Linked DNA regions of Homo sapiens: region 1 is linked to region 2. Evidence: read pairs that join two places in POLR2A ChIA-PET (ENCODE). Cell type or tissue: Caco-2. All regions are shown on one strand.

Region 1 (5,000 bases), 1.2 Mb before region 2:
AAGTAGACATAGGAGACTCCATTTTGTTCTGTACTAAGAAAAATTCTTCTGCCTTGGGATGCTGTTAGTCTATAACCTTACCCCCAACCCCGTGCTCTCTGAAACATGTGCTGTGTCCACTCAGGGTTAAATGGATTAAGGGTGGTGCAAGATGTGCTTTGTTAAACAGATGCTTGAAGGCAGCATGCTCGTTAAGAGTCATCACCACTCCCTAATCTCAAGTACCCAGGGACATAAACACTGAGGAAGGCTGCAGGGTCCTCTGCCTAGGAAAACCAGAGACCTTTGTTCACGTGTTTATCTGCTGACCTTCTCTCCACTATTATCCTATGACCCTGCCACATCCCCCTCTCTGAGAAACACCCAAGAATGATCAATAAATACTGAAAAAAAAAAAGAAAAGGATCAGCGTGGCCTAGGGCAATACACAAAGCTTGCATGAGGGAAGGGAGCCTCAAAGCACGGATGGATGAATCTAACTAGGCAGAAAAGCAGGAAAGCAGGGTAAAGGCCTGGAGGTGGAAGTGAAGAAGGTTCTGCATGGAGCTGAGATGCCTGGCTTACTGGAGCCAGAGAAAGAGAAGGGACGGGCGGCTCGATCTTCAGACTGGACAGATAGCCAGTAACCCTGAGGACTGCTCAGTGGTCTGAGACGAGTGACCAACACAGAGGCCCCACCCAGCTCCTTCCTCAGTAGCCATCAGGGTAAGGCCTCAAAAAGCAGAGAGTGATAACCTCCAGGCCCAGAGAACTTGGGTGGCGAAAGAGGTAACAGCCTTCAGTTTCTTGCTCTGATACCTCCAAACTTGGCAAAAAGTAGGATGTTCGGTACGAGGAATAAAGGGATTTTGGAAGCATGAACACTTAGATGTGTGTATCTGGAAGTTATGTGTACCCAGCATACACTAGAGGCTCAGTGACTACCTCCTCCTCCACCTCAGGAAGCACCTTGGTCAATGAGAATCCCTGTCATTAGTCCAGCCTAACTTAGTAGGACAGGAAAAAAAAAAAAAGAGGGGGGCTGGGCCCAGTGGCTCATGCCTGTACTCCCAGCATTTTGGGAGGCTGAGGTGTACAGATCACCTGAGGTCAGGAGTTCGAGACCAGCCTGGCCAACACAGTGAAACCCTGTCTCTATATAAAAATACTAAATTAGCCAGGCTTGGTGGTGTGCGCCTGTAATCCCAGCTACTTGGGAGGCTGAGGCAGGACAATCACTTAAACCTGGGAGGCGGAGGTTGCAGTGAGCCAGGATCACGCCATTGCACTCCAGCCTGGGCAGTAAGAGTGAAACTGTCTCAAAAAGAAAACAACAACAACAACAACAACAACAAAAAACAACTCTAAAAAATTAAAAATTAAAAATTAAAAATTAACTGGGTATGGTGGCACACATCTGTAGTTCCAGCTACTCAGGAGGCAGAAACAGGATGATCACTTAAGCCTGGGAGGTCAAGGCTGCAGTGAGCTATGACCGTACCACTGCACTTTAGCCTGGGTGACAGAGTAAGACCTTATTGCAAAAAAAAAAAAAAAAAAAAAAAAAGCAGGCACACAGAGTGGACACTCAGCAACCAGCTTGCAAATCAAGATTAGACTGGGCACAGTGGCTCATGCCTGTAATCCCAGCAGTTTGGGAGGGTGAGCTGGGCAGATCACATGAGGCCAGGCATTCAAGACCAGCCTGACCAACATGACGAAACTCCGTCTCTACTAAAAATACAAAAATTAGCCCAGCATGGTGGTGCACACCTGTAATCTCAGCTACTGGGGAGGCTGAGGCATGAGAATTGCTTGAACCTCACAGGCAGAGGTTGCAGTGAGCTGAGATGGCACCACTGCACTGCCTGGGCAATACAAAAAGACTCTGTCTCAAAAAAAAAAAAAAAAAAAAAGATTAATCAGCACCTGCCTGGTTTTCTTCTCCTGGAACTCTGCCCACGGGAGGCAGATCATGGAATGGTAAAGGCATCCTCTCCCCCAGCTCATGTCCTGAGGATGAGCAACCTCAACCCTGTCCCAAGTTCCTGGCTCCACAGACTTAGCACACTGAGCCCCCAGCCTGTGCCAGCTAGGTCTCAATCACTAGCAAATGCTGCTGAAAACAATGGTGATGGCACAATGGCAGATAACCTGAAACAAGGTTAGACTCTTCTCTCCTTCCCAGCTTTCCAAGTCTACCATATGGGGACAATGACACCACGACAGTTGAGGAGTGCATGCCATACACTTAAAATCCTCAAGGCAGTCAGCAGCATCTGCAGGGCTGCCTGGCAGAAAAGGAAGGGGTTTCATCCTGAACAAGTCAAGCGGTAACCCACAAATGGGGACCACAGAGAGACTAATTTTGCTTCTATTTAAAGAATGGTGACATACAAGACAATGAAAAGCTTGAACAGAAAAAAAACTAAGGAAATGAAGGCAAATATAATGAGAGAATAAAGAAAGGCAACTAGAAACTCCAAGAAAAACAAAAGTAACATAAGAAAGCAAATGTAACTGTTAAACATTATTTGGCTCTGTTGGAACAATATTTATTAAATACATGGCTTAAATAACATACACATTTTATATTAATTTTCAATGTTTAGAGTCAATCCACAGATAAAACATGGAAGATAATTACGGTTTTAAAGCAGCAGATAATTATAGTCTACTTTGATAACATGAAAACAGAGGACAGAAATTGTAGGAAGGGGTGAGGAAAGCTAAAGTTTAGGGTAGGGGACTAATATCATCTTTTTATTTTAGTTTTGGAGACAAGGTCTTGCTCTGTCACCCAGGCTGGAGTGCAGTGACACAGTCATGGCTCATTGCAGCCTTGACCTCCCAGGCTCAAGCAATCCTCCCATCTCAGCCTCCTGAGTAGCTGGGACCACAGAAAGGCATGTGCTGTCACACATGGCTAATTTTTAAAATTTTTCCTTTTTTCTAAAAGGAATCAAAGGCTGGGCGCAGTGGCTCATGCCTGTAATCCCAGTACTTTGGGAGGCCAAGGCAGGTGGATCACCTGAGGTCAGGAGTTAGAGACCAGCCTGGCCAACACGGTGAAACGTCATCTCTACTAAAAATACAAAAATTAGATGGGCGTGATGGTGGGCACCTGTAATCCCAGCTACTCGGGAGGCTGAGGCAGAATTGCTTGAACTCTGGAGGTGGAGGTTGCAGTGAGCCAAGATGGCACCACTGCACTCTAGCCTAGGGGACAAGAGTGAAACTCCATCTCAAAAAAAGAATAAAATAAAATAAACCAAGAAATAGCAGTTGAGTGTAGTTTTTAAGAGTGTGGACTTGGCTGGGCGCGGTGGCTCAGGCCTGTAATCCCAGCACTTTGGGAGGCTGAGGCGGGTGAATCACAAAGTCAGAAGTTTGAGACCAGCCTGGCCAACATGGTGAAACGCCGTCTCTACTAAAAATACAAAAAATTAGCTGGGCGTGGTGCCGAGCACCTGTAATCCCAGCTACTTGGGAGGCTGAGGCAGGAGAATCGCTTGAACCCGGGAGGCGGAGATTGCAGTGAGCTGAGATCATGCCACTGCACTCCAGCCTGGGTAACAGTGTGAGACTCCATCTCAAAAAAAAAAAAAAAAAAGAGTCTGGACTTTGGAGACTGTTTGGGTTCATATCCCAGCTCTGCCACTAACCAGATCTTGAGCAAGTCACTTAACTTCTTGGGCCTTAATGTCCTCATTTGTAAAATGGAGATAATAGTAGATCCTATCCCTTTTTTTTCTTTTTTGAGACGGAGTCTCACTCTTGTTGCCCAGGCTGGAGTATAATGGCGCGATCTTGGCCCACCGCAACCTCCGCCTCCTGAGTTCAAGTAATTCTCCTGCCTCAGCCTCCCGAGTAGCTGGGACTACATGCGCATGACACCATGCCTGGCTAATTTTTGTATTTTTAGTAGAGACAGGGTTTCTCCATGTTGGTCAGGCTGGTCTTGAACTCCTGACCTCCTGATCCGCCCATCTCGGCCTCCCAAAGTGCTGGGATTACAGGCATGAGCCACCACACCTGGCCAGTAGATCGTATCTCAAGGGTCGTGGTTTAATTAATACATGCAAAAACTTAAGAGCAGGGCCTGATCCATAAAAAGTGCTAGTGTTTTTTATTGTTATAAACATATTATTTGGAAATAGGAATTTGACTCTGGAAAAAAGAGCTAAAAGAAGCTAGGGTGATTGTCTCTGGTGCTAGGGAAGAGTGGGACAGGGATTACTACTTTTTAAAACTTGAAGCCTTTGCTATTTGATTTATCACGGGCACTAATTATAATACTTTCTTTTCTTTTCTTTTTTTACTTTTTTTTTTTTTTGAGACAGTCTCACTGTCATCCAGGCTGGAGTGCAGTGGCGCCATCTCGGCTCACTACAACCTCCGCCTCCCAGGCTCAAGGGATCCTGGTGCCTCAGCCTCCTGAGTAGCTGGGATTACAGGCATGGGCCATCACACCTGGATAATTTTTGTATTTTTTAGTAGAGACGGGGATTCTCCATGTTGGCCAGGCTGGTCTCGAACTCCTGGACTCAAGTGATCCACCCACCTTGGCCTCCCAAAGTGCTGGGATTACAGGCGTGAGCCATGGCACCCGGCCTAATTGTAACACTTTCATTATAATACAAAAACTGGCAACAAAGCAGGTGGACGTTGGAATGGGTTACCTTAAGAGGTAGTGAGCAAAGCACGGATGCAGCAGAGGAAATCCAAGCATCCTAGGAACTGGACAGGATGATTCTGCCTACTCTCTTGAGCAGCAATGATACTGGGAATGGGCTGAAGCCACATTGTGGGGGGCAGAGACACCCTGGGAGACAGAGAGCTCCCACCCTCACACCACCCCCCTGGGAATACCCTGGCTGGTGGGGAGCTCACACAGGGGAAGAGGGACATGACTCCTTAGCAGCCAAAGTGGAGTCGTAAGAGCAGAGCCCGTAAGTCAGAAACCCTGGGTTTAGGCCCTGGTTCTTGCCAGCAAATGATGTAACCTCTTTGGGCCTCCA
Region 2 (5,000 bases):
TATAAGAACTTTCACAGATCATTAAGAAAAACGAACAACCAATAGAACAAAGAGGCAAAGAATATGAACACAGTTGATAGAGAAGGAATCAAAAGGGCTCTAAAATATATGAATAGACAACATTTATCTGAAAATAAATGAAAAATTTAACTACATGTTTTTTCTCACCAATTGATATGAGATATCAATAGATTGGTAGCTACTGAAAAGTTTGATAACACTTTGAGAATTGTGGAGAAATAGGCACTCTCATACAGGCTGGTGGGAGTGTACATTTGGACAGCTTTTATGGAGAATGATTTGCAATATCTGTGAAATGTTACACATATGTATACTCTTTGACTCAGCAATTCTGTTTCTAGAAATGTTTCCTACATATTTACCTGCATTGTATAAATTTCCACATTCATTCACTATAGCTGTATCTGTAATAGGAAAAGTTGGAACCATCCTAATGTGCAATGTAGGGGTGGAAAAGGTGTGATACTTTTCTTTACCCATCTTAAGGGTCACAGCTGACACTACCATAACAAAAAACAGGTTAGCAAGATAAATGGATAACTTATTGAATCACAGTTTTATGGGATGTAAGTGCCTTCAGAAATGAAGACCCAAAGACCCAGGGAAAGCTGTCCATTTTTATGCTTAGATGAGATGAAGAATGGACAGCTGTGTAGAAATGTGATTGTACAAAAGGAGTATGATCTAATAGTAACAGACTGAAGGAGGAATCCAGCAAGTCCTGTCTGTTCAGATTCTTCTTGGCCTCTCTGTGCAGCTTTCCTTCTTCCTGAGTGTAGGGCAAGACCCTTTTGGAACGAGGGTCTTATGACAAGGTACATCAAAGAATGTCTTTATGGCCAGCTCTTACACAAAAAGGTGGGGGAAGGCTAGATTAATATTTCTAGGTTTTTCTAGAATAATGTTTCTGGCTTGCTTGGGAGAAAAGGGGTTCTAGTTTCCATGACCCGCCTTGGGGAACAGAAATTCTGGTTTCTATTATTTGCTTTAGGAGACACAGAGGGGTGGGAGACAAGAGGGCAGGAGAAAGTCAGAGACAGACTTTGCTTTTAAGGCTTCTCTGAGGCACTTTCAGTCTTCTTTAGTTCAAAGCACTCAGTGTGCCAAAGAGCCATACTCTGGGGTGTCGTTTCCTGAGCACCAACAATATTGGCCAAGGACATTGTGACTATCCTTACCAGTGCTGTGGTCCTTTAGGAAGTTGAGAAGGGGCTAGAGTTCCATGAGAGCCCAGGTGTAGATGTGTATTTGGTAGTCATCGGCTTAGGGTCAAAGACAGAAGTGATATAGAATCAGTTCATCTAAGGCAAGAGTAGGTTCAAAAGGTTGCCCCTTAAGGGTAAGGACCAAATTTTATTCATCTCCGTAAGGCCAGGATCAAACACAATCAAGATTTGATAAAACAGGCCGGGCGCAGTGGCTCACGCCTGTAATCCCAGCACTTTGGGAGGCCAAGGTAGGCAGATCACCTTAAGTCAGGAGTTCTAGACCACCCTGGCCAATATGGTGAAACCTCATCTCTACTAAAAATACAAAAATTAGCTGGGCGTGGTGGTGCGCGCCTGTAATCCCAGCTACTCGGGAGGCTGAGGCAAGAGAATTGCTTGAACCTAGGAGGTGGAGGTTGCAGTGAGCTGAAGACTGCAGTCCAGGCTGGGCGACAGAGCAACTCCACCTCAAAAAATAAAAAAGGAAAAAAAAAAGATTTGATAAAATAATGTACATATAGGACAGAGCTGGAGGGAAACCCAGGAAAGGTGAATCAGAGAGAGAAAAGACGCCAAGATAATGTGGTGACTTGGGAGCCAGAGAGACGGAGCCTGAGACTTGGAGCAGGGCACAGCACAGGAATACAACACTTTTCACCAGAACGACATTCCGACCTCTGAATCAACCCTGGAAAGGCCCTTCCATTGAACTTCTTGTGATGGAGGAAAAGAAACCCTCAGTTTCGTCATCGCAAGGCGGAAGAGTTTAAATACCATACCTCAAGATCTCCCTCCAGCCCTGACACGCGACTCCGCGGCCCTTTCAGCGTCGGTCGCCTAGGAGACAAGCGCCACTTCCGGCAGCGAAGTCACTTCCGCGGAGGTCCTGCCTCTCCCTGCGGACGGGCGCTGATTGGCCCGTTTGAAATGCGCCAGGCGGGAGCTCACCTGGGCTCTTAGCGTCGCCGCCGGCTTCGCAGAGCACCGCGCCTTAGCCGCGAAGTTCTAGTTCTTGCTGCCGGTCCTAACGTCCCGCAGTCTTCGCCAGCCAGCCGTCCCGCATGCGCGTTTGGGCGGCGTGGAGCCTGCTGCCATGAAGTCAGCGTGAGTACGAGGCCGCCGAGCAGGGAGAGAGGGCGGACGGGGGCCGAGGCCTCGGGGCTGGGGGCAGGCGTCTCCACTCAGGCCGCGGCCGTACGCGGGCAGCGCGGACAGCATCCCGCCCGGTGCTGCTGCGGCCGCGACCCCAAAGTGGGAACCTCCACGTGTGGCCGCTCCGCGGGAGCCTGGGCGCGGAGACCCCTGCCGCGTCGCCCCCCGCCGCCCCGCCTGGGCCTCCAAGGGGCCAGGAAGGGTCGGCCCGGAGCCGGGGTTGTTTTACGCCGCACCCGGTTCCCGGGGGCGGGGCAGTCCTCCTCGGGGTCCCGGGACAGCCTTTCCCTTCTCCCTCGCTGGCTGCCGCCGCCTCCAGAGTGCAGTTGGCCAACTTAGTGCGGGTCGGAGGTGGTCTCGTGTGTGGAGCAGAGCGAGTGTGCTGGGCATTGGTTAGATGGGCTCCGTTTCTGGAGAGCCCTGGCACCGGTGATCGCCGCTAGCTTTTTTTTCAGCCGAGCACCCTGTCCTTGAGGCCGAGCCCATCCGCTTACACAGGCCAGTTACTTCTGCTGTATTTTGTGGCCGCAGAGAACCTCCGCCCACATTCCTAAGCTAATATTTTCGGCGCAGCATCATTCCTGGGTAAAGAAATATTTGTCGTGCAAAGGAGAGGATTGGCTTTATTACCATTTAGGGAGTCGTTTGCAAAAGACAACTTGTTTATTAAGAGGCCGAAGTCAAAATCTTTAGATGAAAAAAATTATATATAAGAAATATACGTTGAGTTTAACTTAAGCCCACCACAAAGTATTTTGCACTGAATAACACGAATTTGCTTGTGTTTCATCTGAGAATATGTTTGGAAAAATATTTTTAAACTACAGTCGAAGCCAATAATCTTACTTAATTTTAATGTGTTAAATGTATATCTAGCCTATAGATAAATGTGAAGGGAAAAAGATGAGATGCTAGAGAAATGGTGAAATCAATCAAAATAACTTTTTGATTGCCCCTACTTAAGAAACCAAGAAATTGGCAGTTTGGGACCAGATTTTGTTTGGAGACAAAGAGTAATGTTTTGAGCATTCAATGACTGGTTGTTCCTTGAAAGTACAGGCGTAACCCTTGACGAAAGAATGGTTTCCTCCATGTGCATTTTTATAGTGTATTGAAGTTAATCGCTTGTCAGTCTGTAAAGTGTGGGCAGTTATAATTTGTAGTGCCTCTGTTAAATTGTTGCTCAAGAAAATATGCAAGCCATTTTAAGTATAGAACTAATCAGAGAATAAGTAGGTAGCTTTGGTACCAAAAATGTATTCTAAAGCAAATTTTAATTACTTTTGGATTACGCATGCCACAAACACTCTGCTACTATGATTATTAATGTTATTTGGGATGCAGTGTTTTGCAACTGCTAAGGGATAATTTACAGATAACCTAGAAAGATTGTATAAGTTTTAGGTGAGGCTTTTGTATTCGTGTTGAACTGAAAAAAAAGTTATTATTATTTTTTAATCTATGACCAGGAGAGCTAAGACACCCCGGAAACCTACCGTGAAAAAAGGGTCCCAAACGAACCTTAAAGACCCAGTTGGGGTAAGGTATCCCTGTAAATTTATGTGTGGTGTTTAAGAAACTTATCTCTTCAGTCCTTTCTGTCTTATGTGTATGCTTGGAAGGGAAAGAAGAAGACATGTGGAAGTATAATCAAAGAACATTTAGTTAAATGGATGTACTACATTGTGTAAAACTAGTGCTAGCTGTGAAATTTTCTCTATAAGATTAATTAAATTAGTCCAGTAAAATGAAGTCTTTGGTTGTCAACTGCATACCTTCTGTAATTATAATTTGGAGAGTTAGATAATTAAAAATCTCCAACTGGGTTCATATTCATCCCAGAGAATATGAACTGAGTTCATGCCATACAGTAACTGATGGCATGAGGAGAGTTCCAAACTTCTTGGGACCAAGTTTAATTCAGTTAAATTATGAAGAAAAAATGAAGCAGGCAAAAAGAATAAGAATTTTAAAACAAAACAACAAATGGCAAACAAAAAGGGTTCTTTGCTCTGAGGTATTTTAAATCTATCCCTCGTTGCCACTGGAGTGGGTCCCTGGCTCTGAGTTAAGGGAACCGGGTGCTTTGCACACAGCTGAATGAGTTTTCCTCAAGCCCCCTCCCCTGCTTTCAAAAATGTCTCTGTAGGCTGGGTGCGGTGGCTCACATCTGTAATCCCAGCACTTTGGGAGGCTGAGGCGGGTGGATCACCTGAGGTCAGGAGTTCGAGACCAGCCTGGCCAACATGGCGAAACCCTGTCTCTACTAAAATTACAAAAATTAGCTGGGTGTGGTGGTGGGTGCCTGTAATCCCAGCTACTCGGGAGGCTGAGGCAGGAGAATTGCTTGAACCCAGGAGGTTGCAGTGAGCTGAGATCATGCCATTGCACTCCAGCCTGGGTGACAAGAGAGAAACTCTGTCTCTAAATAAATAAATAAATAAAAATGTCTTTGTATATTAAATGTTGGGTTAAGCTGACAAGTTTTTAAATTGACATCCATTTCCAAGAAATTCTAACAGTTTTAAAAATCTCGTGTGACATGTTGTTGACTTTTAGAGATATTAGTAGTAGTATAACTATTATTTGTGTACAATATAATAGTGAATACACTGCAAT

The links. ChIA-PET counts read pairs that join two places held together with the same protein. Peaks named below come from ENCODE experiments on the same cell type or tissue, not always from the same donor. Only the 100,000 strongest peaks of a DNase experiment are listed, where the experiment ranks them.
Region 1: POLR2A ChIA-PET joins it to region 2 with 10 read pairs; 2 of 35 experiments call an interaction of 5 or more read pairs at or near these places.

What each region holds. Positions count from the first base shown.
Region 1 is chr15:68,222,745-68,227,744 of GRCh38, forward strand. The region is part of intron 1 of CLN6 (CLN6 transmembrane ER protein); the gene reads right to left. Among named protein-coding and RNA genes, the nearest start is that of CLN6, 4.5 kb to the right of the region's middle. In Caco-2, no CTCF peak of the experiment used is centred here; no DNase peak of the experiment used is centred here.
Region 2 is chr15:69,412,144-69,417,143 of GRCh38, forward strand. It overlaps KIF23 (kinesin family member 23), which reads left to right and starts at 2,206. Exons shown (of 24, transcript NM_001367805.3): 1 at 2,206-2,333; 2 at 3,851-3,920. The coding sequence starts at 2,323. It overlaps KIF23-AS1 (KIF23 and PAQR5 antisense RNA 1), which reads right to left and starts at 2,886. Exons shown (of 2, transcript NR_132971.1): 1 at 2,009-2,886. RefSeq lists silencers at 2,376-2,495, 2,526-2,605. In Caco-2, no CTCF peak of the experiment used is centred here; DNase peaks (open chromatin) are centred at 2,128 and 2,838; H3K4me3 peaks cover 1,828 bases.